Linked DNA regions of Mus musculus: all the other regions are linked to region 3. A link is a loop called in an ENCODE intact Hi-C map of the cell type or tissue named here. Cell type or tissue: left cerebral cortex. All regions are shown on one strand. Links, peaks and the distances in the headings refer to the core of each region. The heading gives the core; the rest is flanking DNA. Region 1 holds the start of Wdr17 (WD repeat domain 17). Region 2 holds the start of Spata4 (spermatogenesis associated 4). Region 3 holds the start of Spcs3 (signal peptidase complex subunit 3 homolog (S. cerevisiae)).

Region 1 (10,459 bases), core at 1,263-9,262, 200 kb after region 3:
CAGAAAATATCCATCTAGTATCTTTTAAGAACAAGGAATAGTCTCTTACATTCTTGCATTCTTGGACGTATGATTTAGATGCTCTGACACATTTTGTGCTAGCATTCTCAGTGTGTGCCAATCCGTGATGTTCTTAAAAGCTTAGATGATAAAAATAGGTTGCAATAAGTGTAGCATTAGCCTACTTTGCAATCCTGGATTAGATGGTGAGTAGAAAAGAGTAAGGTTATTAAATGGCTTTGGTTTGGGCTCACAAAGTAACCACTTAGAATAACCCGTGTAAATTTCAATGGGATCAGCAAAACTCAGGAGCTGTGTGTGAGGTCTAATACTTGGTTTCAACCAGAAAAGCAAGAAACCAATTCAAAGAGGTAGAGATGTGAATACATTATTTTCAACTTACATCTAAATATTTTTAATGTGACTATGCAAATATGTGTTTATATGTATGGAGCTGCACACATGTGCATGTATGTGGATACCAGAGGACAGCCTTGGTGGTCATCTTCAGGACTGTGGTACATCTCTTCTGAGATAAAGTCTCTCGTCATCAAATTTCTGCTTAGGCTAGAGTTCAGAAGGACAGTGAGTCCCAGAGGTCCTCCTGTCTCTATCTCACCAGTCACTTGAGCCTAAGTTATTTTAAAATCAATCAAACAATCAAATAAACAAATACCACAAGGTGTCTGGGCAACTTGTTAAGAAATTCTGATTTAAAAATATGCTGATATATTGTCTATTAAGTTCTCAGGAAAGGCAAGGCAGCTGATGGGAAGTTTAGTAAGAGGGTTATAGAGCCTGTTTAGGACCAAAGCAAGTGACAAGCCTAGACTTTAAACTCATTCCACTTTAAAATTGTAACCAAGGACATATTGGGTTGAAGGACCAAGTTGCAAGCACAAAAGACTTGGAGGCAAAACTTTGTATTTATTCACAAGTTACGATAATTGCAGAAAGGAAGTTTTTGACTAGTGTCTTAGGTAAAACGTCTTAGAAGATGAGATCAAATGCATGATACATTGTTTGTTAGATACAACTCTTATTTTTGCAATGTAATAAGTAATTTAAACTTTAACTATTCAAAATACTTGAATTAGTGCTGGAGTCATCACAATGAGGGAGAAAACAATGGCGAGAGTACTCTTTGCAACTCTTGAGAGGGTCTGAAGGGTGCTAGAGGTCTAGAGCCTGAGCAGTTCCTTTTTATTTTTTTATTATTAGATATTTTCTTTATTTACATTTCAAATGTTATCCCCTTTCCTGATTTCCCCTCCCCAAACCTCCTATCCCATCCTCCCTCCCCCTGCTCACCAACCCACCCACTCCCGCTTCCTGGCCCTTCTAGAGCAAGTTTCCATATCTAATTTGAGAGCCAATCTGAATGCCTTTGCTCCTCATCCTTAGAATACCTGGGCTCTACAGATCCTTGCATCTTAGATTCTGAAATGGTTCCTTCAAATACTTTGTTATATTTCCATTCCTTAAAAAACAAACAAACAAACAAAAAAATACTAGTTAGAAGGGTGGGGTGTTTTATGCCTCTAAACCCAGCATACCAGAAGCTCATGTCAGAGGATTGCTATGAATTTCAGGTCAGCCTGGGCTTCAGAGTGAGCTGTGGGCCATGCTCACTGCCAGTGTGAGCTTCTATCTCAAAACAAAACACTGCATAATTACACTTATCATTGAGATTTACTTGAATATGTATATATATATATATATATATATATGTAGAGAATTAAATGTGAACTGCTATTAAGCAACTACACAAGCTTTAAGACTTCAGTGCAGATATTTGTATAAGAAAATAAAAGCTATTTTATACCACATTAAGCATGAGTGTTCTGTATAATTTTTTTCTACTTCCCAATTACAGCTTTTCTGCATGTATAGTATGACATGTTCCTTATTATACATGACATTCAGGAAAACTAACAATGTTCATAACTTAGGGTGTCAAGAATGTGAAAGAGGTAAGCAGTAAGCTGAAGTACATGGAAAACTGCTTAAGGAACTCTGTTCTGAATCCCCCGTTTCTGAGCATTTGATATAAAATCAGCACTAAATGTTCTAGCATCCTCATGAACACACGAGGATTTATTTAATGACTCTTCTGCCAGGGTTCGCCTGAACGTTACACTTATCAGGCAACCCTGAGAAAGCAAATGACGAACTATGTCTTACTTTTGAAGACATATTACTGCCCGTTTCTGTGTTGTTGGGTTTTATAAACTAGAATGCAGAATTCCAGGAATTTGTAGCTAGCCTAACAAACCACACCCCTTTAGTATTTGTTAGGTAATAAAAGCAGTATCTTTATCATTGCAAAGGGAGGCTATGTCACACAGCTATTTGTGTGACTGCATGGCAAGAGCCAGCTGTGACTCTGAAAACAGAATTGTCCCTTGCCCTTGCTTTTTGGCAAAGTCTAGAAAAATCTTAAAAGTGAATTACCCTTCAGTCTTTCTAAAAATGATAATGAAATTTTCTTTCTATGTATATTGGCAAAAGTCCTTAACCAGCTGCTTGTGGTTCTCTGCTCTACATGGATGGAAGTCTCAGGTGAATAAGCTTTTCAAATACTGGCCTCTAGGAGTTTTTGGATCTGTCAGTGTTGGCATCTGGGGTTGTGACAGTAGGCAATTGGAAGCAGTAAGTCTATAGTAAGTAGTAAGTTGAAGCAGGCCTGGGACATGGAGGTCATTACCTGTGCAAGCGTTAACAGTTCTCATTCTCTGGCCAGGTACCATTGACTCTGAAGATTAAGAGCACTCTGAAACCTTTCTGGCGCTCAACATCTGCAGATTCTCTTCCTCCGCCCTGGCCACTCTAAAACTTTCTGCTCCTCTTTCAATTTTCAGTTGTTATTTCCAGAGCTGGGGATATCTATCTGCCTCTATCTCAAAATACGCGGGAGCCAGAGAACCCAGAGGGTTGTTCAAAAACTAGAGTGCCAAGTGTGGACTGGAATCCATCAGGCACGGGTTCCCCTCCCCACCTGCAGCAGGATTCATGGGTGGGGAGTTTGGTCCCTAGGGGCTCCAATCCACGGTTCCTTCAGCACTCAAGAGTGATTGCTCACACACTGTGCTAGGAAACCTGTCTCTGGGGCTCTCAAATCCAGTGTTAGAGAGTTCTCGCTTGATGTCACACACGCAGCACTAACCATGATTTTAACAGAGATTTAGCATCTTCACAGGGCCCAAGGAGAGGTGAGTCCTTCTTGGAACTTTTAACTAATGTCAGATGAGAAATCAGTTTTCCTCTAGGTTTTGTTTCTATAGCAGATTCTCTAGGGGGAACTTCTAAAATTCTCTTTAGGCGTTCACATGTAATTGCTTGTTCTCAAATCTCAAAGGTACAGTCTCATTAACAGTGGGAGAATAACGGCCATGATATTATCAAAGGGCAATGAGCACTCTTAGGCACGGAAGTGCTGCTAGTAGTTGAATGTGCTTCTAACACAAATGAAGGAGAAGGCGTAAGAAGCTAATAAGATAGCCTTCGCTATCTCCTAATAAGTTTTATTTCAAAACAAAATATTCTTCATAGGATAGTCATCCATGAAAATACACTGGAAATCACATGGCTAATGCTACAGTCTTCCATGTGTAGACGTGACATCACCGTGAATGGCTGACTAAAGGGGTTACTCAAATAATATTAACTACTGCTATTCTTCTTGTATGTACCAAATCTCAAGTAAATCTAGATTATGGGAGGAAAATGTTAATCCTTCAGATTAATGGAGCATTCAGTGTGGTCTTCATTACAATGTTTCAGACAATAAAATTAGATTAAGTTAGAAATTTTATAATTTTATTAATACTGACATAGTAACCACTGTTGGCCTTCTATGGCTCACAAGATAAAATAAGCAAAACATAACAAAATAACCTAAAAAAATGTCATGTTCTTCTCTGAATTAGTATAAAAGCTTTCTTGGCCCATCTCTACTCAGGCTAAGGACTTTAAAGTCATTTACAGAAAACAATAAGAAAAACTGCCTAAATATAGTAGCTTTTCCTTAGAGCAGATGAGTTTTTAAAATTAATTTTCAAAGCTAAATTCATCTGTAGATTTCTATATGTGATGCAAGAGGCCATTGGTCTTGCGAAGATCTTATGCCCCAGTACAGGGGAATGTCAGGGCCAGGAAAGGGGAATGGGTGTGTTGGGGAGCAGCGTGGGGGGAGGGTATAGGGAGGATTTGGGGATAGCATTTGAAATGTAAATAAAGAAAATATCTAATAAAAATAGTGTGATTTTAGAATTCTGATATAACATTTTAATTATAAAATTAAAGAGAATGAAGTTTTTAAAAGGCAACTAAAAATACTATTTCCCCAGAAGTGTTTATGCTTCTTTAGCAATCTATTAAAAATCAACACAAGGAGATACCAGATCAACATAAATTAAAAAAAAATCCAACTAGTCTTTATATACACATTTGTAGACCTCACTTTAAAAAAGAAACTTTCCTTTTATGGGTATCTTTTGAAATAGATTATTAGTTAATTTCAATTTAGAAAAGTTTCCAAGAACTCTTAATGTGCTAAAACTACCACTTGTTACATTAACCCATAAATAATCCACTAAAGCAAGTTTCCCAAATTTTCTTGAATTGACAAGTTTTCAGAGTTACTGAAGTTCGTCAGACAGCCTCAGATTTCTGTCTTCCAACATAAAACTATAACCATGGCATGGCACATTCTGGTTGCTGCAGCACCTTGCAGAATAAAGGAATACTTACAGGTTTCAGTCACTACTGTTGCAGTGTTAAGTTCTCCCCGTTCAAAATAATGATAAGAGAACACAGGAACCAGCAAATGTATAGAATATTTTCATCATTTTTTAGTTCAAGTTTTTAAATCCTCATAAATTCCCTTGCATCTAACTAGTTTTGTGATCATTGTAACCTAGAAATGATATGATAGTGATAAATTTGGCAATTATAATATCATATTATTAAATTGAATACTTCATATTTCTTAAACAATGGGTGCGTATTTCTTAGTATTCTTTGGAGGATAGTTTGTTCTGAGTAAGTTAGAAATATATCTTCAAATCTATGTTAAAGACATTTATATAAAATAAATGATGACATGTGATTGATATATGATCTAACTTTTTAGTGTATTTTGTGTATTCTAATTCATTTTTAATAACATAGACTTTGCTCCTATGAATACTTGCATACAAATGTGGATACATCGGTAAGAGAACAAGAAAGAATTTTTATGATCTCCTTAATATACAACAATCTTTTCTCAGGTTAGTATTGCCCTTATAACATTTCTTTTTAAAAGCTTTCTTGGTACAGCCATTTCAAAGGGACAAAGTAATCTATGCAAATACGTCTTGCCCATTGGTGGAATAACATTCTAGGTTATAGACACCCATATACTTAAAAGCTTAGAAATAACAGCAAAAATGTGTTTAGAAACAGCCCCAGCTTCCACGCAGGGGGAATCCTCATACATGTTGAGTTCTAACTATGCCTTATAATACTCAGGTGTGTGGCTGCAAAACTCCTGGGATTAGCTCCTCAGGCATCATGGCTTGCACAGCACTGTAGGAGGCTCAGAGTCCTAGTCTGCGACCTTAGAGTGCTGGTCACCAACGTGAAGCCAACTCATTCAAATATCATCCTCTTTGATTGGGCGCTGAGCAAAGTCTCCTACACTGCAACCCCACTTGAGCCTTACCTGAAGGAGACAGCAGTTGCAGCTCTGGACAACCGCAGGTGCTGAAGCAGGACCGGCCAAAGGGACCGCCCTGGCCCGCGCACCCGCCACGCCCTCCTCGCCGCCCACTCAGCTCTCAGGGGCGGGGCGGCCCTGAACATCCCTGAGCCAGAGTCGGGTTCCGCCCACCCTTCACAGTGCAGGTTGGGGAGGACAGCACTCTGGATCCCGCCCCAGAATTGCACGTGACAAGCACCCTAGTATCTGATTGGAGCACATGGGACAGGGAGGCGGAAGTCCCTGGTGACCCCTGGAAACAGGGCCCGGAGAGTTGGTTACCTAGCAACGCGGCTGCTGTGCAGAAGATGTGATTCCTAAGCTTTGAGTCAAAGCTTCAAGCTAAGCATGTACATTATTTTAAAAGGTGGAGCAGAAGGAATACGTCCCACTAGCGTTGTCACTGCCTAATTTGCTACATCGAAGCTGTACCTTATATAAAAATGAATCGAATGTACAAGAAATAAATCACCTGGTTTCTACATTAGTCTTGAAGCATTGCTTGGAATGTGAGTCTAGAGTGCTCGCTGTCCTGCACGTCTTAATATTTCATTGGTTCAAGTAGCCGCATGAACCACATCTGTGAATGAAATTGTTTTGATTAGTCCAGCTGCAAGCAATTAATAAAACTGTCCATAACATGAGCAAAACATATTTGCCCCGTGGACACTGGTGGAAAGCATATGCTAGTGTCATGTAATTAGGGTTTATATTTCTGAAGTAGCTTCTTTAATTTGGTCCTTTAGTCAATACATTAGAGGAAATTGGCCTTCGTATACTTGAAACTGACCATTAAAAGCACAGTATGCACTCCAAAGGGAGTAAGCAGATGTTCAGAATCAATGTTCTGAGAGACCATGATACAATACAAGGAACATGGATACAAGTTGCCCCAAATAGTGTGTTCCACCGTGGAAGTAGTTAACAAACTATTGTCATAATACATCAGGTAAGCAAGATACATAAACCTGGGAAATCTGCTAGATGCTGTCTAAGGACAATCCTTAGCCTGTGGTTAGTAGAACAGTCTGCCAAGTTAATATATTTGAAAAGCTTTGCCATAATAGTGAAAGGCATGTTATATCAGATACAGAACAATAAACAACTATTACAGGGAGTAAGGTAGTCCCAAATAATTTTGGCGATGGACTTTTGGCCAACTCTCTACAAACAAAATTAGTCTGTAGACTCTTCTACATAACCGTGAATTTTTTTTTCAGAGAAATTCATCCCACAAAGTGTAGTTCATTTATGATATTTGGAGCTTCAATCATAGGCCAAGTTCTGAACAATCATCTACCCTTACAAGAGAAAATCTCTGGAAATATTTCCTATTCACCTTCACAATGCATACTGCTACTGTTTTCTTCCAACATATTCTCTAGAGGCTCTGTTTCCTTAGAATCACTTATGCTATATTTGTAAATCAAAATTTACTTAAAACTAACTCTCCTTATGGAAAATAAATTTGTTAAAAGCTAAGACGATTTCTTACAACTGTTTGCCCTATCCCATGTTGAAATGACTAACAGTAGCAGGTCTCCAATAAATGTTTGGTGAACGAATGAATGGAAATTAAACAGCATAGAATATCTTGAAAATCCATGTGTTAATGCATATAGCTTTATGTACTGAACTCTAAATGTAGTTATGTAAGATACTATGGGTTGATTTCAGAAGAGGGACTTTTAGAGAATTTTTTTTCTTTAACTTTATTCAGGAAATAGAAACAAATGGGATTTTATAAGATAGAAAAGAATATGGGCAATCTATGCAGCATGATCTGTACTGGGAAAGCACATCATGAATTTAATAGATCATGTCCTGCTTGCTTTTTTTGTGGAAGGTGAATGTGGCTGTCCACAGATAGGAAAGGATCTAGAGACTGTGAAAGGAAAAATAAAACTAGAAATATAGAAAAACTAGATGTGGGGAATACAGAATTCAGGATTTAGGTCAAACATTAACCTCTCCTGGCCAAGAGAATCCAATTGAAGCTAGTAAAATTGAGCTTTTTCTTAAAGAATGGCATCTAGGAGGTTGTATATAAGGATGCAAAGAGATAAACAGCATGCTTGATTGGGAGGAAAAAAGAAAGTTGTTGGTTGCCTGGGCTGTAATGAAGAAAACAAGAATGTTAAGGGGACATTCATGTAAACATATATTACATTTTTTGGAATTGTCTTATCTTCAAAGTAGAGAAATGTGTGCTTGATAATGGATCTAAAGAGAAAAAAAAGATCTCTCCATGTAAGAAAATAACAGAATGAGACATCCACACCCAGCAGTCCATAGCTGTGCATTCAGCTTTTAAAGAAAAAATACTGATGCATAAAAATATTATCAATATATGTCCATATACATGTCTATGTCTATAAACACCACTTACACAGCACACATATGAATGGGAAAGGACAAGGTGTGGGAGCTGGTTTCTCCTTTCACTATGTGAAGCCCCAGAGCTGAAATCTAGTGGTCTGGTTTGGTAGCGGGCACCATTACCAGATGGTTTGGTTCCATAGTTTTTTCCATAGAAGATTTAAAGAACTACAACCATAGTTAGATCCAGAGGAACAATATGGTGTCATCTCTAAAGGAAGAATGGCTTCACTCTGCTTTTCAGTCTTTTATTCAGCTAACACTTGATGTGATGTTCCCATCTCAACAGGAAAAAAAAAAAAAAAAAAAAAAACCAGTGTCAGTCATTCAGCATGACATTTTCGGAGCCATTATTAGTTCTTGCCATTTTAAGTACACAGAGTTCATCGTCGTTAAGAAGCACATAAAATATGCTCACACAGTACAAAAGGTAAAAGCAAGGTTCAGACATCTGCTTCCAGAAAGTATACCTGGAGCCGCTTTGCTATGAAAACAAAGCAAGAGGTTGCTGTGTCTGGGAATCCCAGATGGAGCAATTGGTGGAAAATATTTCAGAAGACTTCAGATCCCTAGATACGGCCTCCCCCCACCCCCTTTAAAACGGGCTTCCAGCACTGATTTTTAATTCAAGGTTTAAGTCTCTTAATGTTACCAGATTGAAAGGAAGCTAATTTTTCATCTAGTTTCTTAATCCTAAAATCATAGCAATAAGCAAAAGTCTGGCCTTCATAAAAAATTTGTTCAGAGTCTGGCTAACTCCCTTTGGGTGTGCTTTGCAGAGATGTTACAAAAGTAAGCCTCAGGGCATTGCCTCTGGTGCCACAGCACAGTATTTTCAGTTCAGAGAATGCTTGCCAGAAAGAAAGTCTCTTGAATATACGTTATGAAATGTGAAAATCACATATTGCTTTATATTTTTCATGATAGCACAATAAAAAGCTAATGGATTTTATAATGTAGATTTTCGTTCTGATTTTTTGTTTGTTTTGTTTTTGTTTGTTTATTTTGTTTTGCTGTTTTTTTGGCTTCTTGAGGCAGGGTTTCTCTGTGTAGCCCTGACTACTTTTTAGAACAGGCTGGTCTTGAACTCAGAGATTCACCTGCTTTTGCCTCCTGAGGGCTGGGATCAGAGGCACAAACCACCACCATCCAGCATTTATTTGACTGATAAAATGGGAGAGCCCAGTACACTGTGGGGAGTGGCATTCCTGGGATGGTGGTCCCGGAAATGTAAGAAAGCAAACTGAGCAAGCCATTGAGAGCAAGCCAAGCCAATAAGGATTGTTCCTCCATGGTCTGTGCTTCACTTCCTGTCTCTGTTTCACTGGATGATAGACTGTCACATGGAAGTATAAGACAAAATAAACCCTTTATTGCTCAATTTGATTTTGATCAATGTTTTATCAGAATAGAGTAACAAAACAGCAGTATCCCACTTCTAAATATGTCTAAGTCTTTAATTGCTAAGCATCTTACTTCATCTTAGGGTTCTCTTCTTCTAATTATTATTATTCAAAAGAATTTCCCAACTAGTTCTTAGATTAATTTTTGAGGTTTGAATGCCATGGTGGTGCCTTACACTTGTGATCCCAACTCTTGGGAAAATGTGGCAGATTGCTCGTCTGAGTCCAGCATGGCCAACACAGTAGGTTCAAGGACACCTGTGGATACAGTGTAAGAAATGGTCTTCAAAAAATTATTTTTTGACGAAATTTTTATCATATCAATATTGTCTTTCCACATTTACAAACAACTTATGGATCAGGATGGTATCAGAAACAGTTAAAAGAAAAATTCAAAACCACACAAATTCATGTAACATGAATACATATTTTGATAATAAACCATAAAGGCTGTTAATTTAAAGCAGTTCTTTTGGGATACATATTTTAGTGTTTATTAAAAATGAAAGTAAACTTATACACCAATGAGAGAGATGTGCTTGTTTAAATTTTACATAAATAACTAAATCATATGCAAGTATTTGATACTGCAGAACACAGAGCATCTTCAAAGCTTTTCAGTTGATCAACATTTTTATTTGGTCCTAGTAAACACTGCAAATCCACTTACGTCAATACTTTAAAGCCTAACACCTCCTATTCTCATGAGTCTGATTCTTCAGAGAAACAGTATACACTCTCTTGGAACTAAAACATGCGTTGTTCAGCCTCCCATTGACAGAGGTGAGTCAACCCATTTTTGGTTTTAAATGGACAGACCCAATGGGAGTTTACAGTAGACAACTTAAATGGACTGTGTTGGTCCAAAGCTTTAAAAGTTTGCCAACCCTGTTGATGAGATCTTAAGTGATACCTCTACCCTTCTGTCATATAG
Region 2 (10,459 bases), core at 1,255-9,254, 73 kb after region 3:
CACATAAGTGGATGATCACAGTCAGCTATTGGATGGGTCACACGGCCCCCAATGGAGGAGCTAGAGAAAGTACCCAAGGAGCTAAAGGGAACTGCAACCCTATATGTGGAACAATAATATGAACTAACCAGTAGCCCGGAGCTCTTGTCTCTAGCTGCATATGTATCAAAAGATGGCCTAGTCAGCCATCACTGGAAAGAGAGGCCCTTTGGACTTGCAAACTTTATATGCCCCAGTACAGGGGAACGCCAGGGCCAAAAAGGGGGAGTGGGTGGGTAGGGGATTGGGGGTGGGTGGGTATGGGGGACTTTTGGGATAGCATTGGAAATGTAAACGAGGAAAATACCTAATTAAAAAAAAAGAATTAAAAAAAAAATCTAGCCGGGTGTGGTGACACACGCCTTTAATCCCAGCACTCAGGAGGCAGAGGCAGGCGGATTTCTGAGTTCGAGGCCAGCATGGTCTACAAAGTGAGTTCCAGGACAGCCAGGGCTATACAGAGAAACCTTGTCTTGAAAAACAAAAAAATCTACATAAGTTCCTCTCGATTATTCAACCCCTTGCTGTCTTCTCACTAGAGCAGAGGCAGCCATCCTCTTGGGATTTTCCCTCCCAATTAATCCCTTGTGTGAAGTTTGTTGTGTAGAGTGAATTTGTATCGGTTTTCCTTGGTTCCCAGTTGCTAGGATACCTTTCCCTTCAGAGCTGCAACACTTACAGTATATGCACCACTAAGAAAAGCAAACTCAGCAGGGGGGGATGGGGAGGGGAGAGAGAATTATATTACTTGTATTTAAGACAAAACACTAAATTTAGCCCAATAAAGAGGATGCAGCTAGTAAGAGATAGGTGAGTTAGCCAAGGGGAAAATCTTTATTTCAGGTATATATACACATTCGTGGATACACACACCAAGCCTACATGACAGTCAGCAGGTTGTTAAAGGCAATGACCCGTTGTCTCAGCTATTTCTCCAGGTCGTTCTGTTGCAGACTACAAGTGAAGTCTTGCTCAGCCAACAGGCAGCCCAGGCCGTGCTTTAAGCAAACCATTAATGAAGTCAATAAATCAGTACCTAACCACTGGTCTTTTCTACCTTATTCTACCTTACATTTGGGAGCTTATTTTCATTTTTAATTTCTTTGAATATACTTATAATCATTTTTTGAGATATGTGTATGTAAAGATAATAAAGACAAGGAAGCAATCAACCTGAGAGCGCAGATATGGGAATGGTTCAAGGCAGGACAACTGAGAGGCTAGAGAGATGAAAGGGGAAAGTACAAAAAGTCATATACCTGTATTCCTCATTCCATATGAAACTGGCCTTTCTCCTATTATGAAACACATTTCCAGAGTCATAGAAATAAGAATTTTCACTGAGGATAAATAACTACCTGCTTCCTCTGTTGCTTTAAGCACTATATATTTGACTTTTATCTTTATTTTTTAAACCTCCTGAATTTTATCTTATTTGCATAATGGATGCTGGTATCAGGATTGGCTCTGAATCCAGTGACATCACACCTAGGTGACAGCAACCCACACACCTGTTGCCAAGGCAACAGCCACCATATTCATAGAATCCACTTGGCTCATCTCCCACCTTTTCCTGCAGCTAAGTCATTTTCCATATAAAAGGAAGACCCCTCTGAGCGCTCTCTCTCTCTCTCTCTCTCTCTCTCTCTCTCTCTCTCTCTCTCTCTCTCTCTCTCTCTCTCCCTCTTCTCCCCTTTATTCGCCCCCACCTTTGCCCTTCTCTCCTACAATAAACCTCACGTGGAACCTTTTGGCCTGGTGTGGTCTGTCTGGAGCCGCACGTCTAACACATCAATGGACAAATATGGTAGGTTAAATAACTTGCTCAAAGTCACACAGCTAATTAGAAGAACCAGTTTTTCTTAAAGCTCCTCTTAAAATAGTATTTTAGTTACATGTTTATGTGTGTATAGAAATGTACATTTAAGTGCAGGCTCTCTCTATAGAGGCCAGACATCTGGTTTCCCCAGAGCTGATATTGTAGTGACTGTGAGCTGCCTGAAATAGCTCTGAGAACTAAATTCAGTCCTTTGCAAAAGCAGTTATATGCTTTTAACCCCTGAACTATTTTCCTCTTCCCTAGCTCTCCAGGTTCTGAAACTGTGTCTTAATCTACCAGAATATTAGTACCTTCTAAAATCCAATGCAAAGATTCAAAGGTCAATTCTTCTGAAAATATTTCTAGATTTCCAAATCACCTGTTCCTTGTTCCATTATGGGACCTACACACACACACACACACACACACACACACATACACACACGCATACGTACAAGGTACAGCATTCTGCCTCTCTTCACCAGCAGTGTTGGGTGCCACCAATAATTCACCAGTTCAGGGAGGAGAGAGGCAGAGTCTGCTGCCTGCATTTCCCTGCCACTGCTTGCAATGCCGGAAGGGGAAAGTGAGGTCTGGGACTAATGTTGTGGTTCCTGGTCTCCTTTCTGGATACCCAGGCACCACTGGTGTGCTGCCTGGAGAGGAAAGTTGGGAAAGGTTGTCCCCAGTCCACATTTCCCCTTGGAGCATCTGTAAGGCAGGGTTAAAGCAGACCCTCGGATGAGCAGGATCCAGTCCAGTAGGGAGCAAGTGCCAAGTATCAGAGTGGGGGAAGAAGAGGAAAGACCTTCTTCCTGAGTCCTAATGTCATAGCTCATCTAGGCGAAGGCATTTCCTGTGGCGATCTTTAATGAACCAGATCTCAGAAACAATACTTGCTTGTTCATATTGCCTTATTGGGGGTAGATGTGGACACATACACTTTATTCCAGGTGAACCATGCATACTTTTGGAGGAAGGACGTGGGAAGATCCAAGAAGGTCACAGGCTGAAGGCTAAGGCTATCTAGATACCTCATTAGCATGAAGAAGAACTCCAGGTACTACGCTACATGACAGTACGGGTGGTCCTGTGTCCTGTTCTGTGTCCTTGTTACCTGTTCCGGAACAAGTACAGAGACAGGTAGAGAGCGGCTCCATTGCTGATGCTCTCAAATCTCACTCAACAGCCCAGGTTTTATGCCTGCATAGTAGCACAGCCCACTTGCACATACACACACACAAATATACACACATATATATTATTTATTATATATTTAATTATATATATATGTATGTATGTATGTAAAAATATCAAGGCCTAGATGAAATGTTAAGGCTTAGGTAACTGTCACCTGTCTAGCCTGCCATTTTGTACTGTTATTAATATTATAAGGAAACTTTTTCATATGTTGTTTCTGCTGTTACTTTCTCATGCCCAAGTTGATTACATAGTCTGTTATGTTCTGTGCTCTTAGAAACCAATCATGATAGAAGGCAGAACTGCTTTGTGGAGTTACCCACAATAAGGTTGAACCCAAACCAAGCCCCCAGCAGCACTTCCTGCACCTATATGTAAGCTTTTATTGAATTTGTTTTAATAGGCTGACCCTGGGATGGACTCCAGTGTAAAAGAGACACCTGCACTAATATAAAAAACTATTTGGATTAAGACTTACATTTTGAGAAACGGTCAAGTAAAGTTTAAGTTCCCAAGACCTCCCTGGGAACTGACATCCTACTTGGTAGAAAGAGTCATGTATGTGGATAACTGACACCCTGCCTAGCAACTTAAGACATGAATGTTAGACAAGGCAAGCTACCTGGCACAGGTAAATACCCCAACCAATGGGAGAGAGGTAAGTGTACACAAGACAAGTTCCCAAGGAAATCCCTTATTCCTAAATCTTGGTTGGTGGAAGAACTTGGCACAGATTTTTGGGATTTTAGGCTTTAAAACTCTGCACACACACACACACACACACACACACACACACACAGAATACTAGCATGGCAGCACTTGTCAGTGTAGGTGAATTTTTCACTTATATAAATGTATCTGTACGTCCAAAGGAGTTCCCACAGTGGTAAAGCCTACATCAGTGTTATCTAGAGGATCACACATGGGTATTGGTCCGATGAAAGTAGGAACTACAACAGTTGACGGTGATGGTCTATTTCATACCTTAAGACAGTTTCTTAAAAAACAGTCATTAAAAGAATGAGTCATTGATAAGACATATATCACTGGACAAAGAGAAAACATACTACTTCTTCTCTCTCTTTCATGCCTACTCTTTAAGAATGACACTTTTTAGTGTGTGTGTTTATATGGGCAATTATGTGCCATGTGTTCGTGTGTTGTCAAAGGCAACTTGAGGAGTTGGTTTTCTCAGTCTCCTATTGAACAAACTGAAGTTTAGTAGCAAGCGCCTTAATCATCTGTCTCCCCTGGCCTCATTTTAACCTTATACAAAGTCACATTAGTCTACCTTATAAATGATCAAATATACAAGAAAACACTCAATAATATATTACATAGCACCACCAAGATCCAGCCCATGTTTTATATGTGGGATACGTATTCATATTCAACACTGAATATATTCTTGCTATAGAGATTTTAAGAGATTGATATTATCTTCCTGCATAGCAATCTAATTTGTAATTGCCTATCACCACATTGTAATAAGTTTCATTTTCTGAATCACTCATTAATGGATAGAAATATCTGCATCAGTTACAGGCACAGAAGAAATACTCAATAAATACTTGTTGAATGAAATTATACATCTCAGGACATCTTGAAGTATATGAATGTAATCTATAAATAGCTTTAAAATATGTGACTAATGTACATTTTACATAATCATTATGGAAATAGGTATGATGAATTTTAAAGGTTTGTTTTCTTCTTAAAACAAAATTTTTGTGGTTTCCAGGTCTATCTCCTACTCTCATCCACCTCCCCCCCCCCAAAAAAAAAAACAATTTTCACTGTCTTCTAGAGCTTTTTCACATTTCTCTTCAAAATTCTTTATTGAACAATGGCCTTTAGCTGGCAGACCAAAATACACACACTATAAAATGTGTGAACTGGGATACAGAAAGAAAGATTTGCCAACACAGTGCAAGTGAAGCCAACAATTTATACTTGAAGCTCTGTCTTCAACTTTAGTTCCTCAGACTGTTAACGTTCATGGATCCAGAGATTACTGACTCCAAAACATTGAGTCACATCCTAAATGTCATTAACACAGAGCCTTCTTGGAGGCCGAAGCCCCGCCCTTCGACGCTAAAGCCTCGATTCCAGCAGACCTTATCAGCCCCCAGCTGATCTGTTGCCATAGAAACCCATAAAGCACCATGGCTGCCGCCGGCCAGGCAGAGGAGTGTTTACCACTGCCGGCGGCAGAATCATCCAAGACGTCCTTACCTACACCACCAGCAGTTCCCGCAGGAAAGAAGCCAAAGAAATGTCTGGTGTATCCACATCCGCCTAGGAGCTCCCGCCTGAGTCGTTCTGTCCTGCGCTGGCTCCAGGGCCTAGATCTCAGCTTCTTCCCTAGGAATGTCACCAGGTGCTAAAGCCAGACAGGACCCAGTGATTCACCCTCCTCCTCAGGTGTCACCCTCCCCTAGGCCACCTGCGCTCGCTCAGTTCAGGCTCCCTAAGCCTGGAATCAGCCTCCTTGGCCTTGCTTTCCCTCCTCACGGAGACAGCCTCGCCATCCAACTCCCTGCTCACTCATGCATGCCACAAGGCATACATATCAAGATAGGAAGTTCCAGAAAGACGTGGACCGTTGTGTTCATTGATTTCATTCAACTGGTCATTACACTGTAGAGTTAAGCTATTCCGGAATGCTTTGATAATCACAAAAAACCAAGGTTTTTGTTTTGTTTTGTTTGTATTAATCGTAATAAGGACTAGTTTACCCTTTTTTTGAAAATGTATCATGTATCCAGTTATCTGAGGTTTTTTTTTTTTTTTTTTTTTTTAAGCTTCTGTTTAACGGAAACGATGGTCTATGTAACTGGCTGTTACTATAGAATGTGAACAAAATTCCATAAAAATGAATACCATAGATCTTTTGCAGGAAAACGATTAATGCCAGTATTGGGTTTTTCAAGCATCTGTGAAACTTTCAATAAGCGTTTTAATCACTTGGCAACATTGTTAAATCTAATAATTAGGAGGATTCATTAAAGGACACTTTAGCTAACTGCTTTCTTTCCTATTGAGAAACCTTCTCAGAGAAATGAACCAACACAAGTTTTTCCAGATAGTTTGTCAATATGGTTTATTAGCTATTATATAATTATCTCAATTACACTTTTTCCATTTCCTTATTGTTATGTATCAGGGATTTTTCAAATGGCTACCTAGTTGCAGAGATATTCTGTATTTATTATCCCTGGGACCTTCGATTATCATCCTTTGAAAATGGAACCTCCTTAAAAGTCAAGTTGGATAACTGGGCACAGATAGAGAAGGTAAGACACAAAATTGACAAGAGTTTCCTGTGAAGCTTGTTTTAGATAGTACACTACATCTCTGTCTGAGAGAAAAACAGAAAGACAGGAGAGAGAGAGAGAGAGAGAGAGAGAGAGAGAGAGAGACTCTATGTCAAGTCTAGGAAATAACTGATTAGTCAAATTCTAGTTGTTCATTATATACAAAACTATAAATAAACTATAAAATTTAGTATATGACAATTAGAGTGGTATATAATAGTGGCTTTCTTGAAGAAATAGTGAATGTTGATAACATAGAAAATGTAGTTCAAATGAAAAGTTAGTTAAAGTAAATTCATAATACTTGATTATTTTTCTAGAACTTCTGATGATGAAATACTTTCTTTCTATTATTAAAGTTTCTAGCGAAAAAGAAGTTTAAACTACCTAAAGAACTAATCCATGGAACAATTCACTGTAAGGCTGGGGTACCTGAAATACTGATACAGGAGATTTACACTTTACTAACACATCAAGAGTAAGTAGTTTGAAATTTTCCAACAGCACAATTTAACGTAAACTTTTGATGACATAAGGCTCACTACTAAGACATAGTTTGCCAACAATATTTTGTTTCTTATTTTCAGAATTAGAAGTATCCAGGATGATCTCGCTAATTTCACAGACTATATTTACCAAATGCGTTTGCCCCTGGTTCCTAGGAATACAGTATCAAAATCTATTAAGAATAACATTAGGTTGTCGGAACTACTAAGCAATCCTAATGTACTCAGCAATGAACTCAAGATAGAATTCCTCATCCTTTTGCAAATGCTGCAAAGAAAATTAAGCAGAAAACTGAATCCAGGTAAGCCTTCCCTGGAGACAGGTGAGTGCTTCTGAAATCACCAAGGCTGCTCCTAAGCTGAAATGAGAGAAAACCATGCAGTAAAAAGATTTATGATCACTGGAGTGGATGGCTTTCTTTTTTATCGACAGTATGTTTGTTGATTTGCGGATGGAAGGGCAGGTTTCCAAAGGCTTGCCCAGAGTCATCTTAAGTCATTTTAAACTCTTGTCATATTGCTTATCCATTGTCCCAGGCAGGTAGGATAGTAAGTGAAAGTGCTGTTCTGTCTTCATCATTAGCTCCATTCTGGCCTATTTTTTTATGTTTATCATATATTTGCCCTTATTTCACACATAGAAAACTGAACATTTCTGTAGCATATCAACTATCCAAGAAACATGTGTGTCATTAGAATGTTCTTTCCTTTGAACTATATTTTCTGAAGGAAAGAGTCATTTTCTCTCTGGTATCTAGAAAATGGAAGGCTACTCTTTGAATTCTTCTTCACATTAGGGCTATTTGGATAGCCCAAAAGTGAGTGTGGTGTGGATTGTGTCTACCCTTACTGTGTTCATTTTCCAGACTCCTATATTATATTGTTTCTCTTCTTTGACTTGTTATGGTCTCTGGCCTTATTCACGAATTTGTGTGCAAACAAAGAATATGAGGCATCAATCCTTTTGCAGAATTTTATATTCAAAATGTGACTGTTTTAAACATTACAATTTTGCTGCAAAATGTGTCACACATATCCATTTTATATAATACGTGAGCAATTTTAAAAACTGATAATGGTGTTAGGCACTTGTGCATCTGGAAAGAGTTTAAGAAAAGGAGTATTACCAACCCCTCCCACTTCTTGATTGAGCTCACCACATCCTCTCCCCATGGAAACCAACGTCTTCCTGCTTTGGTTGAAAGCTTCCTGGATTAAAATGGAATTAAGCTATGGTACTATCATGCTATCTCAATTTTAGCCACACATAGACACACTTGTTTTTGCATATTGTGCATGTGTTGTATGAGCGATTGAGTTTGGGGCCTTATATATTGTAGTCAAGTCCCCGACCATTTAGTTAGATCTCCATGCCTTATACAATACTTTTTTTTTTCCCCTAAGTGAGTTTCTTTAATTTTGTTGTTGTTTTCCAGAATGTCTTTCATCTTTTTTCTTTTATTGAAAAATATTTTTTCTTACAACATGTTCTGTTACAGTTCTCCTTTCAACACTCCTTAGTTCCTCCTTGTCTTCCCTCCCATTTTTCTTTTTGAAAATGGCTCTTTGCATACAATATATCCTGATTGCAGTTTTTCCCCACCTCCTCCCAGATCCTCCCTCCCCTTCTAACTCTCAGCTCCATACCTTCCTTCTCTCTCTCTTAAGAGCAGGCAAATTAAAAAAGACAAAACCACCAAATAAAAACAAAAGCTAGGAGCATAAGACATGAGTCTCCACATACCAGCCTGGTTACTTTTAAAACGAGCAACCAGACCCTTTATATTGTTTCCTTTTGAACATACCTTCATATAGCCATGATCATTTTTCTCCCTCTTTAAATAATCAATACTCAAGTCTCCTATGGTGATTTGTATTTTTTCATTTTGTGAGTGTGAGTGAATATGTTTTTTTTTGTGTGTGTGTGTATTGTACTGGTCAGCTGGTACAAAGTCAAACAGTCCTCTGAGGGGGAAGTGAGAAAGACTTACTTTCTCACTATGTATATAGGAAAGACAGAAGACTCAGAGACACAGGTTAGAAATTGGGAAGGCTGCTCAGTCAGTACTATGGCAGCCCCCAGGTTCTCTCGGGCTTTCTATACTTTGCAGTAACGGGGCTGACATACATTTGATATCTGTACCCATCCAGAGGCCTCCCTAGTCCTCCTTGTTCCTTCCTCCATGATTAACAAGACTGAAGCCTCCAAGATGAACAAGCCCCTCACCTTGAGCTTCAAGTATAACCCCTCTTACGGTTCCATGTATCATCAGGCCAGGTAATCTGCAGTAGACTCTGGCCTGACTTGACTGCTTGACAGGTAGGCTTTCACAGAAGCAGACAAAATGGCTCCCATCTGTGTGTGTGTGTGAGAGAGAATGTGTGTTTGCGGTTGTGTGTAGACCACACCACACATGGTAGAGGAAAACTCTGTGAAATCTGTTCTCTTCTTCCATCTGAACCTTTTAACCTGCTGAACCATTTTACTGGACTACTCTTCATTTTTTGGTACTTTTGATTATAGAAGTTGTTGGTTTTTTATTTATTTATTTTTTTTAATCTATCCCCAAAGCAGTTGATAGAGATTGTTATAGTTATAGGAATGCTGCTGCTGGCTGGGTAGGCTTGTTTGTTTTCTCTCTGAGAGTGTGAGTGGTAAGTGGGAAAACTTCCTGTAAGATAAGCTACAAGGATGGAAAGGGCCCTTAGGGGTTAAGAGAAAATGCTCAGGTGTACAACTCATAGGATACGTTTTAAAATAGATTTGAAAAACATGAAAATAATTTTGTCACGAAAACAAATACACATCTGCAAAACAAAAGAGATGCTGTATGATTTCTTTACATGAACGACAGAACTAGGTAAACGTACCTTCCTGTTGTCAGTGTCCTCGTAGGACCCTGGGCAGCAGTGCAGGGCTGGCACGGTGTGACTTATGTTGAGCTGTGTAGCGATGCTTTAGGTGCATCTATTCTCCCAAAAGATTGTTAGAAGAAATTATACTTATGGCTTATCTTTTTATGTAAGATCTTGAATAAAACTATACTAAAACAGAAGGGGCCACCTAGAAGTCTCAGTGGGAAAGGAAGTGTGCCACAAAGCAGGATGACCTCATCCACAAGGAGAGAGTGGACTCCTGCAAGCCTTTCTCTGATTTCCAGGATACTCAGGACCACCCTCCCCCACTCCCATCCCCCTATCCCAGCACACACACACACACACACACACACACACACATTCAAATAAACAAATACAAGCAACAACATTTTAAAAATTACAGAAACATAAAGATACTACCTTTAAAGTAATATTTTAAAATACAGTTACTCCTTTGCTCATCAAAAAATTACCAGTAGGGCAGGAATTACCAGTAGGGCGGTTGAGATGTGGCTCAGCTGTTAAGGGCATTGGCTGGTCTTCCAGAGCATCTCCGTTAAACTCCCAGCATGGAACTATTGATTGTTGTATAACATTTTTTAAATGCCTTTGGTGTTTGTATTTTATAGGGTGGTTTGATGTCAAGCCAACTGTGGGAGAAATCACAATCGACCGTCTTCCTGCCCATAGCTATAAGCGCA
Region 3 (10,459 bases), core at 1,227-9,226:
TTGTAAAAGAAATGGGATACAATTATACCACTCTGCTCGTTTGTAAACCAGACTTCAAAGAACCACATTCATCTAGTTTCCAGTCATCTACACTTAGGATCTCTAAGTGTATACACTTAGAGATATAAGAGAATGCCCATGAGTAAGTCACAACTGCCTTGCATGAACACAAAGGATACAATTCAGAATTCTTATGACACCTGAATGTCTAACAGCCCTTTATGATCATTTTGTATTCCGTAAGATAATATAAATACGTGTTTCAACCCTACACTGCTGATAGATTCTTCCTATGCAGTTGCCTCGTTCTTCATAACTACTCTCCTCTGGGAGGCTTTTTCTGTCTGTTTACAAAGCTAAGCTTAAGCAGCTCAGAACCTTTCACTTCAACTGCGTCTTCTGACGTGAGTTTTTCTTACATCCAAACAAAAAAGGAAAAAAAAAAAGAAAAAAAAAATCAATGAAGAAACCGGGAAGAGATGAGATGCAATTCAACATGTATAAAAATATGCTTCAAATTCAGAATAATTTAGTAACTCTTGGTTATTTCGTATGTATCTGGAAATGGCACAGACACATGTCCCGATCCTGTCACAAGAGGTAGAATTCCAGCGTTTGGTACAACGTTCCAGGAGAGCGTCAGAGTGACATTCCTGTTTCCCCTACAAAAGGATGGAATAAGCAAAGGTTAGCAGAACTTGTCATTTAAGGAAAATTTCAATCAAGTGCTATTGGGCCATACACTTCATCTGTAACTAGCTGTTTCTAATAGACAAAACATAACAATTTTTTTATGAAATCCACAGATAGCACTAGAAGACATCAACATGAAATTCACAGGTAGCCTAGATGACCAGCATAAATTCACACCTGCAGCTATTTACCAATAAAAAAAGCTTACATGAATAGAACACAACAAGGAGAAAACGAGACTCAGGCTAGGAATCAAAAGGCAATAGTGTGAAATCTAATTTTGCCATTATTTAGAGGTGCAAACTGAAGCAGATCAAAATCTATCAAAATCCATGTTATTTGCACATCCAAAGGTGTGATTAGTTCAAATCTTATAAAGCAAAGGTCAAAATGGCCTGAGATCCCAATCATCAGTCATTCTGATTTCCTCTTCTTCTAAAGAGTAAACTGAATTTTTGGAGGGGAGGGGAGAGGGGAATAAGTTAAAGAAGCAACATTAGAATCCCAGGTCTCCACCCACCACACTGACTCCTCATGCAGGCTCCTGACTCGAGTTCAGAAAGCAGAGCTATAAGGTAACAGTGGCGCCCCTCCCACACATGAGAAAGCACCCTCCCCCTGAGTGTCCCTGTATATTCAATAGTAACAGCTATTGCACGGGTTAATTGTCTGTCAATGACACAGGATATAGTGATCTCAGGAGAGGGAACTGCAAGTGAGGAGCCCCATTAGACTGGCAGGCAGGCAAGCTTACGGGGCATTAATAACTGATGACTGATGTGAAGGATTTATCCTGCTGTGTGTGGTGCCATCCTTGGACAGGTAGTCTGGGGTGTAGACGAAAGCAAACTGAGGAAGTTAACGAGAGGCATTTCTCCAGTGTCTGCCTCAGTTCTCGCCTTGGCTTCCCCTAATGATAAACTGTAACCTGTAAGCCTTGTTTCCTGGTGCTTTATTATAGCAATAGAAAGCAAACTGTAACAGCGGTGGACTTTTATTGTGATTACAGCATTTAGCATTATTAGAGAATTGATTACTATGACCAATGCCAATTTTTCTCTTTCCTCGGTCTTCCTCTTCCTCCTCCTCCTCCTCCTCCTCTTCTTCTTCTTTTAAGATTTATTTATTTCATTTATATAAATACACTGTAGCTGTCTTCAAGCACACCAGGAGAGGGCATCAGATCCCATTATAGATGGTTATCAGCCACCATGTGGTTGCATGACCTCTGGAAGAGCAGTCAGTGCTCTTAACCGCTGAGCCATCTCTCCAGCCCCCTCAGTCTTTCAGTTGAGTTCAAAATACACAAACACTTTTCTCCCAAACTGTTGTACTAACATTTTTATCCCCTTCCCTTCTTAACTCTCCTGGAAGTTGAACAAGATCCTGTGCATGCCAGGTCAATGCTACTATTTCCCCAGGAACAGTATTTTTTTCTTTAAAATAAAAACACATTTCATCAGTCTCTTACCAATATTACTTTAAAATGTTAAAAACAACAAGGAAGCACTCACTTGAGGCCATTTCCATCGTCAAAGAAGAAATACTTTGTCTTCATATCTTTCAAAAGTAGCTTCGGATTATCACCTCTCAAAACAATTTTGTCCCAAAGGACAACTTGGTTCAGAGCCTGTATCAATTGAAAGTAATTAGATAACTCATCAGGGACACTCTCACTTCAAAACCAAAGCCTAAGTAATAAGCAAAGAGCTGAACAACTGCATGGAAGTGTACTGATTACTCACCAAAGCAATAATTTAATCCCAAACTAGTGTTATCTTACTGGCTTTACTGAGGTAAAGCAGAATTATAAAAACGATTTGATATACCCACCACAAAAGTAACATTGATGCTCATAAATTTTGGATACACTCAATAGTATTTATATACAGCAGATACTCTTATTATAAAATTTTCTATTTTTAAAATATTTTGATGATTTTTAAAGGCAGAGATCAAAACTCTTATTTTGAAGGAGAGCTTTTTCTGCTGTCTTTAAAATGTTTTGTTGATTTTTAAGTTTATTCACCCTAGTATGCCCGATGTCTAATGAAATATCTCGCATAAAATATATGATTCAAAAATTAGTATATGAAGTTGTTTAACATGCTGCCTAGAGGTCATATAAAATATAGACCCACCTGTAATTACAAATTACCTACTGCCTTAGGGTTTCCATTGCTGTAAAGAAACACCATGACCAAGGCAACTCTTATCGGAAAAACATTTCACTGGGGTTGCCTTATAGTTTCAGAGGCTAGTCAGCTTGAAGGCAGACACAGTTCTAGAGGAGCTGAGAGTTCTACACATTAATCTAAAGGCAGCAGGAGGAGACAGGATTCCACACTGGGTGGAGTCTGAGCATAGGAGACCTCAAAGCCCCACCTCCATAGGGACACACTTCCTGTAACCAGGCCACACCTACTCCATCAGGACCACACCTCCTAACAGTGCTACTCCCTATAGCCAAGCATTCAAACACAGGAGGCTGTGGGGGACATACTTATCCAAATCGTCACACCTACCTACAATGATGAAAAACAGAATTGCTTTTGGCAGCAACATAGAAGTGATGTCTTACTTGTGTGTATCTCAACTTGATATATTAAGTAAGCCACTCCATACTTTTCATTATCAGCACTATAAGAGAAGCTAAGGGAGTCAAGAAATAGCCTGCTGTCACAGCGTGCACACCTTTCTGGGCCCTTAATGCTAGAGAGCTACAAGGCACACAGAGCTTAAACAGGCTACTGCAGGACAGAAAGCTTCCTCACTACAGCCTTCTCTCTGGTAGCTTGAGTTTTTTGTTTTTTGTTTTTAAACTAAGCTATGAAGGTCAGATGTTCTGAATACATAAAAATGTATCTTCTTGGGTCAGTGACAACCTCAGCGGGTGGGGTACAATCCGTGGAACCCTTGAGGAGAGGACTAATTGTCCAACAAGTAATTTCTTGAAATTACATTCTTTCCTAAGAAATAATGTTTAAAAGGAAACTATTGTAATATATTTAGATAAGTACTTACATTATTTTTTGTTGAATACTCTGCAGATAAATAAAGAAATAACTGCTTAACATTCCAATCAAATATATTCTCTAGATGTAAGCCAACAGTTAAGGACTCTAAAGACTGGACAGCAGCACACAACTTTCTAACAAACCTTATTCTTAAAACATCTATCGCTCCATGAACACTGAAACAAAACAGAACAGGCAGACCACGAATGTACCAACATTAATTAAAAACAGAAATACTGGATACATATATTGTAAAATCTAGCCCATTCCAAAGGGGTGTGTGTGTGTGTGTGTGTAGGTTACCATCCCGGTCTTCCTGTAAGCATAACTAGCTGACTTACTTATTGAAAAAAGTAAACATAAGCAACTGAAACTTTAATTCTGTCCAATGAGTTCAAAAGAATGAGGACTTAGTCTTTCGGAGAAAAACAGTTTCGGAAGAGCTCCAAAGCAGAACCAACCCTCACTATTCAAAGTAGCTAACACGCATATGCGCACTGAGCTCAAGCAGTTAACCAAGCACAGCACTCTATACAAGTTGATGTGGCTACACATCAGTCCTGATCACAGTGTCTCAGTGTGTGGGGTACTGCGGTGGCAGTAAAGAAACACCAACAGGGTCCCATTCATCTTGGAGAGGTACTACTAGAAGAGATTACAATACTAAGCCACACTGAGAAGAGCTAACATGAGAATTTCTATTAAATATTATCTATAAATTATTAATTGTATATGTATGTACATATTGATAGGCTTATCACACTCTAATTTTAAAGTATACCCACTACCAGTTATTGTTCAGAATAGAGACGTCTACAGCAGTTCTTTACAAACGAAAAGGACAATTTCAAATATGAGGAGATATTAAGAAAATCCTGAACAAACTATAAGACTGATAGTGTATAAACACAATAAGGAGTTTCCAATCTCAAATCTGGCCCCTTCCTTTGGAGTGCTGGGGTTATAGGCATGCCCCACAAGCCAGTTTTATGCAGTGCTGGGGATAGAAATCAGGACTCGTAGATGCACACTAGGCAAGAACTCTACCCAATGAGTTACACTCCCAGTGGCTTAATGTGGTTTTCTAGAATACAAAATACTACTTCCATCTCTGCCTAAGATCCTTCTCATCTAAGATTTTAAAAGGGCATGAAAATTTAAACACAAATTTTTAAGATTTTTCTGATGGCATCTGTATTTCCACAAAAGGAACATTTTAAACTAATTCCTACTTTATACCTGAATCCAATAATTTGCTTAATTAAAAACTGCAAATAGTTTAAGGAAGAACAGCTGGTAAACCAGTCAGACATATGCTTTGGTCAGCTGCTTTATACAACAGTCTCCTTAACCAATGATTAATAATAATAATGATGATGATACACTGCCAGGATTACAACCTGTGGCCCTAAAGGAGACTAAGGTTGCCGAGACGTCAATCTGGTGAAGACAGAGACACAAGATAAAGAGAAAATAACTCATCCTGGCTGATCAAAGAAGCTTCATTAGGCTCCATCTGACCAGACAGACAGGTGATAAAACGCTGACATAAGTTGTCATCAGTGGCCCTCTGAACAAACCACTGCAGATGCAACGTCCTTTGAAACATAGGAGGTGTTTGTTTGTTTTCTCTCCTAAGAGATGAGAGATTATTTGAGATTGAAAACAGGCTATTTCTGGGCAGGCTGAGCTCTGGCGAGTTTTTCCTTCTCTAACCAAAATGATTTAACTGTATCTTTTCTTTCCTACCTTCAACTTGCTGTTTAAACGAAGACTTAAGATATACGCACATGACTCCCAGGCTGGGGTGGAGTCATACTCCCTCTTCCCCTTCTCCTACACTCGCATCTCATTTCAAATGTACAGAAAAGGCAATGCCAGGCTTTCTTGAAGGATATCAGCTGTTATATCAAATGTGATGAATCCCAGGTCACTTCTTTCTCTAGGGCCCGTGAAGTCTTCTACATTTTTTCTAGAAGTAAAGATAAAAGTTTTACCATCCCTCACAGTATCACACTAAACGTACACAACTTGAAACAGGAAGGGCTCCTTGTGTGCAGAAGTCACACCCAAGTTTAACAGCGAAATCGTAAACTTAAGAGTAAGCTTTTGTCTGAAAATAAATATTATAATTCAATACAAGAGAAGGCAGTCAGTGGTTTTCATCTGCCTAACGAGGAGCCCTGAGAGAACACAAGGGAAGAGAAAAAAATAAAACTAAAAAGAAAAACGGAAACACAAATACTTTATGCGGAGCAGGCCACAAGATAATCTGGAACGCAGCACCTGATTATAAGCACATGCCATATGTCAGAGCCAACATGCACTTTCCACAATTATCTGAAATCCATACAACAATCCTTCCAGTGACTTTCTTCACTTACAACAAATGTTAACACCTGCGACTGCAAGAAACCTGTTTAAGATCACAATGTTTAATATGTTTCAAGTTTATCTAGGTCACCACAGAAGGTGATGGCAGGGCCGGTATCTAAGCTACGTCTATTTAAATCACCAATAGTACCTAACAAAAAGTGTTGGGGATAAAAATGAAAAATCAAAAGCAGCAGCAGTAGTAAGAGGAGACACTTACTGGTGATTCTGACAAACAAATTAGTAAACCAAGGCTAAAAGAACGGGCAGATTGTAGAGGACAGTTCACACAGAGCATACAGGAATTAAAACCACTGCGTGAAAGATAAAAGTGCCAGAAAAATGGAGGGAAATGCTATAAATAAAACAGGCAGTACGGGAAAAGAACAGTCATTTCGAAATTCTATTTTTAATGTCTCCTAAGACTTATTCAGGTTGCTGGCTAAAGAATGACGTTAAAAATAACAAGAAACTGGGATGTTTAAACCGCCCCTGTGCATCCTGCACATCCTAACTTCAAGGCAGCAGCTGCCAAGTAGTGTGTCCACGAGGGACAGACAGACGTCTTCAGGGACTGTCAAAGAGAACCAACTGGGGCTGGACGTGACACCAGAGCCACCCACCGAGGCGCCTGGATGGACACCCAGGCCAGGGGGGACTGGGGACTGGCTGAGGTCCCCACGCGCGCTTGCAGGCGGGGAGGCGCCGGGCGGAAGCGCGGGTGTGGGTGTGCTGTTGTGTTGCTCCCTCATTGGCCCGGGTGGGTGAGGGACGTGCAGAACAGGAAGGAAGGGGAGCGCTGACCCAGGCCACTCGGGAGACGACCGCGCAGGGCTGGGGTCTGAGGGCCCCGGGACGCGCGTCCGCGGAGTGGACGGCCCGCGGCGAAGCCCTCGGGGACCGCGCACACAGCCCCGGGCGGGGCCGGCCGGCCGGCCGCACTCACAGCATGATCCGCGAGACGTGCAGCCGCACTGGGACGCTCCTGTCTTTGAAGGCGGTGGTGATGAAGCAGCCGAAGGTGAGCGCCGCCATCACGCTCAGCGAGAAGGCGAACAGGGAGTTCGCGCGCGACAGGACGGTGTTCATCGTGGCGACCTTTCCCTCCCGGGCCCCGGCTCCCACACTCGCACTTCAGGCTCTGCTTCCCGCGGCCGACCAGTCCCCGCCCACCCGCGCATCGGGTGCGCACGTCCCGCCCCGCCCCCTTTCCGGTCCTCCGACGGGAGCGCGCACGCTCCCACACCCTCTGGGTCCCACCCACTGGGCGGCCGTGCACGCGCCGGAAGGCGGTGCTTTCAGTGAATCCGCCAATCATCAAAGAGCACGGGGGTTGGGCTTTGCCACGGGGGTGTGGGGGGAGACCCGCCTCCTCCACTGCTCAGTTGTTCCATGGCCTCTGTGGCTTGGTAGGGAAGTAGCATTTTGCGAGTTGACCTTCAGTTAAGTTTATAGGGACAGCGGCCCCTTAACTGTTCTGTGGTAGTCACTTTTCAAAACGCGTGGTCCCAGCTCACCTCTATCAAAGCTGGTAAAGTTGGACATTTTTGGAAAGGAGGAAAAATGAAATCAATCAGGCACCTAAATAGCAGTCAGGGACACCAGTGTTGGTATGCAGCCTTCGCACTAGACAATTAGTCAAATCCCTGTTGCTTTGCTTTCAACAGAGAACCGAACCTCTACTTAAGTTACGTGTTTTATACCACAATCCCAAATATTTCCACTTATCCAAAATAGGTTGTTGTACAACAGCTGCTGTAAACCATGAAACGGTGTTAATGAGAAACTGATATTGATTAAACTCCTCTCAGTCATTACCATGCAATTAATTTTCATACAGCATACAGGCAGGATCATTAAGAATTGCCTAGTGCATATTCTAGGCCTCGAATGGAGAGTGTAACAGAATAGACCCTGGCTCAAATAGAATAGAGCCAATAAATGAAATATGTAGCAGTTATAGTCAGAGTGGTCTTTAGATGTGTTTAAAACCTTGGTTATTCAATCTCTCGGGTAGCCACACTGTATTCAGTGAAGGAAGGTTTTAATAAATAGTTACTGTGCTGCAAGTGAGACACAAAAGTATATTGATCACTTTGTATAAACCCTACTGAGGTTTATAACTGAGTAAAGTTATCAAAATCAAAGCAGCAGCTTAAATTATAAAACAGGTATAAATACTGAGGGATGCTACATAGTGCTAGAGACAAAATGAGGAAGCCATGTATGTGGTGAGACAGAACAAATCAACCCACACACTACCTAGTATTATTACTATAGAGTAACTTAGAGAAAGGATGCCTCTTGTTACAGATGATGAGTGCCAGGATACATGCTATGAAATATACTGAACACTTAGAGGTATATGTAAGACACACCCAATAATCTGTTCCCAGTAGGTAAAGAAGTACCTGTGAAACAAAAGACTGAAGTGTACCTGGGAAAGTAATGGCCTGTTGGATGCTGTGGAGATATTTAATCTCAATTGGGGTCTTAACCCCACCTTTGATCATTCAGTTCCTGGATAAAAAGACACACACAACCTTTATATGTATATTAAACTCTAAGCAGCATAAAAGCTGGGCAGATATCCATCCTCTGTGGTATTAGAATCTACTTTCCTATCAATAACCCAGAGTTTTTACTTACTATGTTTCATGTGGGCTGCTTGTAACTCCAAGCCCACAGGGCCATGACTCCTAACCCTTGTTAACTTTCTCTTCCTCCTTTCCTCTTCTCTCTGCTTGTGCTTCTCCCAACAACAACAACACCCCCTCCCCCAGAGCCCGAGAACCATAAAACCTGCTTATGTCTCTTCTGCCCAGCTATTGGCTGTCAGTATCTTTATTCACCAATGAAATAACTTGGGGGCAAGGTCACACAGCTCACTAGGTTTAGACTCCCTCTTCTCCAAGTCTTGGGGACCCACACTTAGCATTACAATACAAGCAAATGGCCATACCTCAACAATTATAGAAAACCTGTCTGTGAATACTGTAGAGAAAAATGAAATCATGAACTTTGCACATAGTGATGCAACTAGAAAACATCATACCGAGGAAGGTAACCCAGACTCTGAAAGAGAAACTTCACATGTTTTTGTTGTTGTTGTTGTTGTTGTTTCTCATTGGATGCTCCTAGTTCCAAATTTTCCAATGTAAATGCATAGCTTGTAGAAACCAAGAAAGCAAAATAGGAGCATTAAAAGGCTGGGGAGTTGGGGAGCAATAGAGAGAGGGCTAGCAGGGTACAAGTAATCTGATCAGGGAACTGGGAAGAGGGGTTCTTAGGGAGAGAGGGAGATGTATACAGAAGGTGGGAGGATGTTAAAGAGGAAAGGCAGAGTACAGTGATCTGATAGGGGAAGGGTAAAGGTCACTTCTCCAGGGAAGGAAAAGGGGTAAATGCAAGAAGGGAGGAAGACAAGAAAAACAAAAAGGATTTCTAAAAAAGCCAAAGGAAATCATACTGTTAACTATTTACCTAAAATGATCTATTATGCATGTAATTCATTGTATAAAAATACATATATAGATTTGATGAACTTTTCTCCTCTGGGCTGAAAATGCTCCCTCTAGGATCCAAAGACCACTTAACACAAAACCCAGTACATGAGAAAGCATTTTTTGAATTGTTGGCCAGGGTTTTCCCCAGGCATACAACCTATTACTGGTGCCCTTGGTTGACTTTCAACAGGAAAAAGCAACCAAAGTCCTACCAAGCAATGGCATCTATGAACCACATCAATGAACTGCATGGCATGGCACAATAACCCTAAAGGGGTGTAGTAGTGGCCTGATTGGCTTAGCATAACCACTGGCCTTTTAATTGGGTTTAAGAGCCTCTCAACAGGAGGGAAGCTATGGTACTGGAAAGCTAGCTAACTACCCAGTGCTAGTGAGTTATAGATATTAGAGATGGATCAATACCCACTATTTTAGTAAACCATAATAATCCTTAACAATCCATAAGTATTTGTCCTTAAGCCCACAAGTGTAGTCTTCACCCTTCATCATAAAGTCTTACCACATGACCCACTAAATATGAGCTGAACAAGGATTGTTTTCATAGACAATGTCAGCAGAGGAAGCCACCCTAAGAGTGAACAGTATAATTGCTGGGTTTGATAACTCTAGTTAATCGAATGTCCTCGATTAATGTATCACATAATTTAAACATCCAGTGGATTTTTGACAAAATGAAAATGAGGTGGGATCAAAGCATGTTCATTGATGTAAAAAGACAGAATATTTATATGACATATTACTTAGGAAGAAAGGAGAGATGGATGTATGTTTGCTTTGTAATTTGTATATCATTATCAGTCTTTTAACATTTGTTTTTATATGTTGGCCATTTTCCAGTCATCTTGCCAT

Evidence for each region. Hi-C counts contacts between places; a loop is a spot of excess contacts. Peaks named below come from ENCODE experiments on the same cell type or tissue, not always from the same donor. Only the 100,000 strongest peaks of a DNase experiment are listed, where the experiment ranks them.
Region 1: a loop joins it to region 3, with 8 times the contacts of the local background. A loop is called at or near these places in 4 of 42 quality-filtered maps.
Region 2: a loop joins it to region 3, with 2.8 times the contacts of the local background. A loop is called at or near these places in 6 of 42 quality-filtered maps.

What each region holds. Positions count from the first base shown.
Region 1 is chr8:54,718,581-54,729,039 of GRCm38, forward strand. Wdr17 (WD repeat domain 17) reads right to left here and starts at 5,788. Exons shown (of 30, transcript NM_001372370.1): 1 at 5,708-5,788. In left cerebral cortex, for the core only: no CTCF peak of the experiment used is centred there; DNase peaks (open chromatin) are centred at 5,930 and 6,633; H3K4me3 peaks cover 1,354 bases; H3K27ac peaks cover 1,380 bases.
Region 2 is chr8:54,595,578-54,606,036 of GRCm38, forward strand. It overlaps Spata4 (spermatogenesis associated 4), which reads left to right and starts at 5,204. Exons shown (of 6, transcript NM_133711.4): 1 at 5,204-5,438; 2 at 6,225-6,354; 3 at 6,735-6,853; 4 at 6,963-7,183; 5 at 10,388-10,459. The coding sequence starts at 5,224. It overlaps Gm46039 (a long non-coding RNA gene), which reads left to right and starts at 1,554. Exons shown (of 3, transcript XR_001778557.2): 1 at 1,554-1,846; 2 at 2,812-2,918; 3 at 3,462-3,725. In left cerebral cortex, for the core only: no CTCF peak of the experiment used is centred there; DNase peaks (open chromatin) are centred at 1,549, 2,005 and 5,213; H3K4me3 peaks cover 565 bases; H3K27ac peaks cover 1,748 bases.
Region 3 is chr8:54,522,734-54,533,192 of GRCm38, forward strand. It overlaps Spcs3 (signal peptidase complex subunit 3 homolog (S. cerevisiae)), which reads right to left and starts at 7,265. Exons shown (of 5, transcript NM_029701.1): 1 at 7,030-7,265; 2 at 5,609-5,682; 3 at 3,718-3,794; 4 at 2,208-2,323; 5 at 1-662. The coding sequence starts at 7,172. The coding sequence ends at 530. In left cerebral cortex, for the core only: a CTCF peak has its summit at 1,870 (motif pointing right); DNase peaks (open chromatin) are centred at 5,542, 6,777 and 7,324; H3K4me3 peaks cover 2,776 bases; H3K27ac peaks cover 1,927 bases.